Linked DNA regions of Homo sapiens: region 1 is linked to region 2. Evidence: chromatin contacts called from ENCODE Hi-C or POLR2A ChIA-PET data. All regions are on one chromosome and are shown on one strand. The core of a region is the stretch at or near the end of the contact, and the rest is flanking DNA. Distances in the headings are between cores, read along the strand shown. Region 1 overlaps PTPN5 (protein tyrosine phosphatase non-receptor type 5). Region 2 holds the start of E2F8 (E2F transcription factor 8).

What was found. A loop is a pair of places that touch in the nucleus more often than their neighbours do. ChIA-PET counts read pairs that join two places held with the same protein, here RNA polymerase II (POLR2A). Pooled maps may share reads with other maps.
Region 1: a loop to region 2 is called in a map with no recorded cell type, with 4 times the contacts of the local background. The contact joins the enhancer-like site here to the promoter of E2F8 in region 2. A Hi-C loop is called at or near these places in 7 of 37 single-sample maps with no recorded cell type and 4 of 50 pooled maps. POLR2A ChIA-PET finds 5 or more read pairs at or near these places in 1 of 52 experiments (GM12878).

What each region holds. Positions count from the first base shown.
Region 1 is chr11:18,762,741-18,766,803 of GRCh38, forward strand. PTPN5 (protein tyrosine phosphatase non-receptor type 5) reads right to left here. Exons shown (of 15, transcript NM_006906.2): 3 at 3,067-3,143. Among named protein-coding and RNA genes, the nearest start is that of PTPN5, 27 kb to the right of the region's middle. Within about 2 kb of position 1,656, at least 3 of the 41 ENCODE cell types and tissues checked have a DNase peak (open chromatin) inside an H3K27ac peak, as active enhancers do.
Region 2 is chr11:19,238,487-19,242,903 of GRCh38, forward strand. It overlaps E2F8 (E2F transcription factor 8), which reads right to left and starts at 2,459. Exons shown (of 13, transcript NM_024680.4): 1 at 2,062-2,459; 2 at 1,621-1,744. The coding sequence starts at 1,635. All of the region lies in intron 1 of CSRP3-AS1 (CSRP3 and E2F8 antisense RNA 1), which reads left to right. RefSeq lists a silencer at 2,529-3,228 and enhancers at 3,349-3,458, 3,664-4,235, 4,236-4,417.

The DNA of each region.
Region 1 (4,063 bases), core at 406-2,905, 480 kb before region 2:
ATCCTCTAACAACTCTGCACAGCAGTGAATATTGTTCTTGCTATATTGTGAATGGGGGGTCCAGAAAGATTCAGTAGCTTGTCCATGATCATCTACTGGTAAGTGGTGGGGCCAAGCTGAGGTCCAGAGTCCCTGTTCTTGACTAGCACATAATACTGTCCTGGGAGGGTGGGAACTGTTTTCAGTTTGGATTTCTGTTCAATCTCTAGTGCTTACAACAGTGCCCAGCACATGTAGGTGCTCAATCAGTAGTGACAGAATGAAGAAATGAGTGAATACATGCTGGACATGGAGGATGCAGAAATGAAACAGAGAGGTCCTTGCCTTCAGAGAGCTCATGACCCCATGGAGGAGGCAAATAATTACTGCAATCCCCTATCAGGACAGCATCGTGGGAGTCTAGAGGGTCACACAACTTGCTCGGCCTCTGCAAGCAGGACTTCCCAGAGGAAGGACACAGATAGGGACAGGCACAGGGACGTTGTCTACCTCCTCCAAACTCCTGTCTGGAACAAACGCACCTAAACTCTTTCTGCCTCAGTCCACAGGGTGCCAGAAGATGACAGTGGCTCCATGGGGACAACAGAGGCAGAACAAGGTAGCGGTGACGACACGGGCTACTGAGAGAGACTGCCTGGAGTGAATCCTCCCTCTACCAGCTAAGTGACCTTGGACAGACTGCCTAAGCTCCCTGGGCCTTGGTCCTCTCATCTGTAAGAAGGGGTAGCAAATGACACTGATTTCCTAGGATATTCCATGACCAAAACTCTTCTATTCTACACTGGTTGCTTGCTTTTGGGGAGAAATGGGAGAGAACATTGGGATTTAACCTATTATGCTTATTACTGCAGCCTCTCTGCTGCGGCTTCATCCCATTTTGCAGAAGCAGCTCAGAGCTGAAGTTGTCCATGAACTTTCCTTAGGGAAGGGACTATGTCTGTTTTATTTACCTCTATATATCTAGCACCTAGTACCTGAGACCTAGTAGGTGCTCAATAAGTACTTGAGTGAATGACTGAGTGGTTACATTTATTTATTCCCCCAGGACACTTGTGAGGATAAATATTCATATTGCTATTGTTTCTGCTCACAGATGAGGGACTGGAGCTCCAGCAAGGTTAAGTGACTTGTGCATAAACACACAGCCTGAAGCAGAACAGGCGGACTCAAACGCCAAATCCCATGCTCTTTCTTCCTCCACACCGTGCTACTCTCTGGACTCCTATTCATCCTGTCCTATTTTCTGCAGATTTCTTCTAGTCAGTGGTGCCATCCCTGATTGTAGAGTCATCTCCGAATTCTATGACTCATATCTGAATCACAGAACTGTTTAATAGTTGAAGGGGACTTCTGATGTCATCTGGACCTCCCATCCATTGTGGAAATTTCCTCTCCATTGTCTATCTATCTAGTACTTGAATGCCTCCTGTGACGGAACACGCATTTCTTCCTCTGGAATTATTGAGTTCTATGACTGGACCACTTTTAGAGTCAGAGAGTTCTGCGTCTATGGGCCAAAGGCCTGTTTTTAATTTCAATGCCTTGGGCTTACGTCATCCTAAGATACACAGAATAGATCTGCTGCCCCTTCCGCAAGACAGCCATTCAGATATTCAGGAAGTTCTCACATCTTTTCAGAGAATTCTCTTCTAGACAGACGGTCCCATCTTAGACCGTCTCAACAGGCTGTCCCAAGTGTTTTGAGCAATGGCACCCCCTACTGGTTAAGGTATGAACTGCATCAAAGGGCTTCCTCAGGAGCTGGGGCACTGAGTGTGGTGTGAATAAAATACCACTTATTTTGAAGAGTCATCGCTTTAGACTCATACCTGGTTGTTTCCAATGTCTATCTTAAAGAGTATCACGTGAAGACTCCATTCTAAGGTTCCTTGCCAATCATGAGGTCTCTGAAAAGCTACAGGTTTGGAATTTCAACGTTAGAGTTCAAAAGACTTGTCTTTGTTTTGTTTTGTTTTGTTTTGTTTTTTTGGAGACGGAGTCTTACTCTGTCGCCCAGGCTGGAGTGCAGTGGCGCGATCTCGGCTCACTGCAAGCTCTGCCCTCTGGGTTCACGCCATCCTCCTGCCTCAGCCTCCCAAGTAGCTGGGACTACAGGCGCCCGCCACCACGCCTGGCTAATTTTTTGTATTTTTAGTAGAGACGGAGTTTCACCATGTTAGCCAGGATGGTCTCGATCTCCTGACCTCGTGATCTGCCCGCCTTGGCCTCCCAAAGTGCTGGGATTACAGGCATGAGCCACCGCACCTGGCCCAAAAGACTTGTCTTCTAACAAAATGTTCAGAAGGAGAGATATGAAAATATATGCTATGTTACAGGATTATGGCGATTTTTCTTTTTTTATTTGTATTTATTTTCTAATATTTTGACAGTTAACCTTTTGTTATAAGAAGGAAAAGAACAATAAAAACTTATAAAAAAATGTAAAACTCTCCCCCCACCCCTTCTTTTTCTTCCTTCTGAGGCTGTTTATCATGGCGTGGGTCATGGGGCTACAACTGGGACGAGCTGCCACCCTGTGGGCAAGAGTGCCTTGGTAATATCTCCACGGTGGCTGCAATGGCTTGGCTCCCTGCAACTGTGGTCAACTGGACTCAAGCAGCACAGTTTCACCCTCAAGCCGGGCTTCTCAACAGGGAGGTCAGGTAGTTCTCCACATCCCCCACCCCATCCTTGGCTCATGCTGCCTTCAGGTTTTGCTTCCTACCCTTACCTCTTGAAGTCAGCCCAGCCCTGAATGGTCAGTGGTCATTCCCTAGGAGCCCTGTACTCCTCAGCTCTTCGTCCTTCTTTTCACTTCCTAGCACACCTTCAATTGCCTGCTCTTCCCTCCATGTGAGCCTAGAGCAGCTCCAAGTGATAACAGGTCAGAAGGCATCAGGGATTAGAAAAACAAGTCCCCATTTAAACGAAGAGCTATGGAGCAGCTGCATGGATATTCTTGCGCAAGTTCACAGCTAGCTAGGCTTTACTCCAGCCCCAGCTTCAGCCGGGGCATTGTCTCTCCATTCTGAGGTCTGGGAGGAGCTGGGTGCTGAGAAGACTCACCCGGTAGCCTCTCACTGCAGCACATGTCCAGGGCCCCTCCCTCGGAGTCATCAGCAGCGTGGTTCTCTCTCTCACTCCTGCAGCAGGATGGAAAAGGTAAGAATATGCTGTTGAGCCAGGATCAAGACAAAAACCCTGAGCAAAGATAAGAAGGCTCCCTCTCCTGTATTCTGTATCCCTTTGAATAACCCCACCCCATCAAAGGGACCTGAGGAAAATACCAGCCTGTTGAGGGGTCAAGCTGCAGAGGCAGGAGCAGAATTTTGCAGGTGTCTTCCTTGTGGAATCAGTGGCAGCAGTATCATCACAACCATCATCATCATCATCACCATCATCATCACCTCTACAGTAGGAGGATTTACTATACGCAAGCACTTTGCAAACTTTATCACATTAAATCCTCACCATGACCTCATGAATGAGGGATCATTAAACAGGCTCAGAGAGGTTAAGTAACTTGCCCAAGGTCACACAGCTCAATAGAATAGAGATGAGTTTGAAATTATGACCTAGGACTCCAGGCTCATGCTCTCGCTGTTGTGCCATTCTGTCTCCTAGTTCCAGTAGTTTTGAACCATGGGTGGACAAGAAGAGGGCTCTGAGTAACCCACAATCCTGTGTCCAGCTCTCCAAGATATGCAAGTCCCCTCTGCCCCAGGCAGTGAAAAGTGGTATGCAGAACTCTTCTCCAGAATAGCTAGAAAAAGTAGTTACATACATGTTTTGTATAGTCTAAATGTTTCCTTCCTGAAATCAGAGAACCCTCTTTCTAGCCTATTAGGGCACCTTATAGGAGAGTATGGGGGTCTAGTTTTTCTCCTTTACCTGGCAAGCTGGAAAAATGTTGCTGGAGATCAGCTAGACCCCATGAAGCATCTTGAGAGTAGACATATCTTGAGGGCAACCACTTGACTCACAGGGGGTCCCCTACCCTGGGAATGGCCTGAAATGCAGCGTGGGCTCCAGTGGCCTTGTCTGCCTTTCATGTCTCTGACCC
Region 2 (4,417 bases), core at 1,209-3,708:
ACTCAGCTTCCCCTAATTGGACTGACAATGTTAAATGATCAAACTTCTAGAAATGACTTTTGTTTACTCATGGCACTGTAATAAGTAAAGGCCTACAGGGCAGAAATTCTTATCCACCTAGCATAATGGCTGCATGCAGTGGGTGCTAAATAAAATACCACTGAAGAGTCAGAGAGACAAGGAGACAAGAGTGAGGGATAGCATATGGTCAGATTTATCAGGGAAATCTAGAGTGTCCAACAGCAGGATTTCTGACCAGAAAAGTCTGCTCTTTGAACATCCACTCCCTCATTTTACAGATAGAGAAAATGGGGCCCAGAGAAGTAAAATGATTAGGTTGGTGCAAAAGTAATTGTGGCTTTTGCTACTGAAAGTAATGGCAAAAACAGCAATTATGTTTGCATCAACCTAACAGCTACCTAAGACCACAAAGCTAGATCCTGGCAGAAGCAGGATAGCCACTGAGACAAAAGGGTAAATTAACAGCAGTTCATAAATAAGGCTAATGGAGACTATGTTCCTTCCAGTTTTGGACACCAGGGACTTCACACACTACTCCCATCTTTATCTATTTTAAAGAAAATGCTTGGAACAGCAATAAGTAAAATAATAGGCAGACCAAATAACTTTAAGAACATGGACAAATGGGACATGTTGTGACATCTTGGGTTTATCAAGTGCATTTCCGTTTGTATGTTCATGGAATCCTGCATTCTTAGCTCGCAGAAGAGAAGATGCAGGCTGAGAGAGGTCACGTAGGAGTGGAACACAGATATTTTCACTCCAAGTATGGTGCTCTTCTTACATGGAAGTCAGTATGGTGGACCCAACAGGAGCTCCTTGCCAGTGTGTGCATCTGAGATGTACTGATCTGACAATAGGCTTTTTCTTTGCCTCAGATTATCAGAAGCAATAGTAATTCTCTTATTTGACTAACATCTAAAACTATTAGGAAATATGCATGTAAGTTCACTTTTTTAAACCTATTAGTAGTTGGACACCCCCCACAGACAATTCTTTTGTAATTTTACAAAATGTTTGCCCCCTAAACAGAGCATTTTGCAGACCCCATAAATAAGCTGCCAATTTGGTAAAAAATTATCTTAAAAAGAAATTCAGTCTCCAAACATGTCAAATGCCCTTTCTGAATTCCAAGTTGTTCAAGAATCCTCAGAAATGTTGTAATGAAACTAACGAATTTTTGAAGAGGGGTAGGTTTGCCCCTTTACACTCTTTCTAGTTTTTAATGATTTGGTAGCTGTCTCAGACATAAAGAGAGAAAAGGTATTTTTAAGAATAATAAAATTTGTTAGTTTCATTACAACATTTCTGAGGATTCTTGAACAACTGGAATTCAGAAAGGGCATTTGACATGATTGGAGACTGAATTTCTTTTTAAGATAATTTTCATTTTTTAAACTATATTAATTAAATTAGTATATATTTTAAACTATATATTTTTGAAACTATAAGATAAGGTTCATTTTTTCCAGGTCTTTACAGAGGCTAACCAAGGTTGTGGCATTAAGAAAACACATTGGATAGGGAAAAATTATGGAGTTAAATCAGGATGATACTGAATTTAAAATTGCAATGATGAATACTGAAGTTATAAAGTACCTTTTCGTTCTCCATTCTGTAAATTCCTCATACATTTAGAGTTTAAAAATGAAAAATCTGGAGTTCCTCCCCAAATCCCGATGGTTCAAGTAGTCCAATCAATTGTACTAAAAGTTTTAATATCCTTAAAGAAAAAAGGAAATAGAAAAAGTTAGAGAAAAACAAGAACCAAAAGATCTGTTGAAAATTCCTTCACGGACAAGAGGCTACGGAAACAAAGCCTAACGAAAAATGACAAACTAGATTTACATTTTATTCTCGACCAGAGATCGCCCCACTGAGCGGAGAACGCCAACAAATGCCAGTAAATTCCTTCAGCAAACGGATCGGCGGTCCTAAGACTTCAAGCAACCCACGGAATTTCTAGTGACAGCCCTCTCCCATCTGTAGAAAAGGCGAGCCATTCTCCGGACCCCAGCGAATACTTTAGGAAGCACCCACCTGTTCGCAGATCAGGGCTCCGGACTAAGCGCACGAGCCCAGGTCCCAGCTGAGCGCACGCGACCCCAAGTAACTGGGTACAAGTCTGCATCTAGATGCCTGGATTTCTCCCCTTACACACACGTGCACAGGCTCAGCAGTAAAGTCGTGGGAGGTCGCTTGACAGGAAAGTTCCAAATTCAGTCCCAAAGCTCCAAGTATGCAGTTGGGCATTTAAAGAGTCTTATAATTAAGACTTTTTTTTTAAATTTAAAAAAGGGCTTCCTTAAAGATACAAAGCACTATTTACTCCCTGTTCGGGTGGCCAGTTCACACCACGGCGTTAGACTCCACCTTGGAAGGCTGTATTTGCCCAATAAGGCAAGCAGGTACTGTCCCCCGGCCGCCACTCGCTCAGTGCACTTCCCCCAACTTTCGGCCAAAGGCCCCTCCCCCAGGCCCTGTCCGCCCGCCGCAGTCCCGACAGTTCCCGGACAGCATCATCGTGGTTTCCAGGACAACAATTCCCGACCAATCAGAGGGCCGGAAGCGGGCCTGCGATTGGCCGACGGCGCCAGGGGCGGGGCCGGACCTTCCGCCTTCGATTTAAAAATTTGGCGCGGAAAGTCGGACCGTGGCCGGCGCCTCCCCTTAGCTGCGCGGGGCCTGAGCGCGGGCAAACCCGCGCCCGGAACCACGGCAACCCCGCCCCTCCCCCTCGTTCGCCCCCGCCCCTCTGCGCGGGAGCTCAGCTCCTCCCTCACGGCCCCCGGCGAAGCGGGAGGCGGGAAACGGCCGCCGCCGCCGCCGCCGCCACCCTCCCGAGCCCTCTCCCGGTGCCGTGTCGCCCGGGCGCCGCGCCCCTCTGCGTCCCGCTGACCTGTCAGTCCACCTCACGGCGGGAGCCGGCGGGGGCTGAGCCGGGACTCGTCAGCACCGCTGCCCCTCTCAGGCCCGGGAGCCCGCGTACCTGGCAGTCAGTCTTTCCGCAGCGCCGAGGTGGGTGCCGGAGAGAGACGCCGGGACCGGGACTGGCGGGCCGGCTGGCGGGCAGAGGGAGCGTGACCGTCCAGGAGCAGCCAAGCCCCCGATTTGAAATTAACCCGCTCCCGGCGCGAGCCGATACCGCGGGCGGGGAGGGCCGCTCCCCTCCCCCACGCCCGCTCGCCCCGGCCCCGGCCCCCGAGCGCCAATCCGAGCCTCCCGACCGTAGCCGCCGGCGAATCGGTGCAGGCACCGCCCTCCACTCCCGCCTCTACGGCAGAGTTGGGGGAAAAGTTCAGCAACTTTTTTTTCCTTTTTTTTTTTTTTTGCATACACCCCCTCCCCTTGCTCAAAGTTGGGGAATAAAATTTGGCCCGTCCGGGGCTCGCGGGCTGGGCCGCAGGCGCCCTGCGATTCCCCGCTTGGGGCTATCTCACCCCTGCCCAGCCCCAGGCCGGCTCACCTGCCCTCGGACTCCAGCCGGACCTCTCCCCCTTGCACCCCTGGCATGCATGATTGTGCTGCCCACCGTCTGCCCCGTGCCTCGCAGAAACTGGCGCGAGGAGGGAGAAGCTTGGCTACTGGTGCCTAAGCTCCGTGGGCTCTGGGCCTTGGCCCAGCGGTGAGAACTCAGGTGTAGGAGGAAGAGGAGGAAGGCGGAAAACCCTCCAACCCTGTCCTCGCCGTCTTTCCTCAGGGTCTCCCACCCACTCCTCCCTTTCTCTTCCCTGTTGTCTTTCCCTCTTTTTCCGGTCTCCGAGCCTCAGGCAGCTTTAGCCTGGTTCCCTGTAGAGCCCTAGCAGGGTCGGGGAGACACTTCGATCCTTCGTCCTCACTTTGCAGAACGGGACACCGAGGCCCGGGGCGGCGGCGCTGCCTCGGCTGCACCTGGATCATTTGCGCCCGCGTTGGCTCCCTTTGCTCTCCTCTGCCTTAGACTTTTCTGCGGACTGGTGCTGAGTGTTGCCCAACCGCGCCGAGATCTGGGCGCCGGTCTCTCGATCTGGACTCGGTTTGGCTCGTCCTCCTCTGTAATCGCGTGTCTTTAGGCTCCAGCAGGGCCCGGGGCCACACTTCCCCACTCCCACCGCTAACTTGGGGATCAGTGACTCTCCCATTGCTGACTAGCAGGGCGAGGCATTTTTATTTTCTGCGAAACGCGATGAGGGCGGGGATGCTATGATATTGAGGCTGGGGTCGCAGCGCAGCAGCTGCCGGCCATAGGGCCAGGGGTCTCCGTGGCGAGCGAAGGCTCATCTCCCCGCGGAACGCGACCGCAGGCTTGCGGTGTGGCCGCCCTGGAATGTTGGCGCCGTCGTGTCCCTGTCCCCCTTTCGTCGCCAGCTGAGGTGCAGGTCTTGCTCAAGAAGGCGCTTCGACCTGAAAGCAGGCC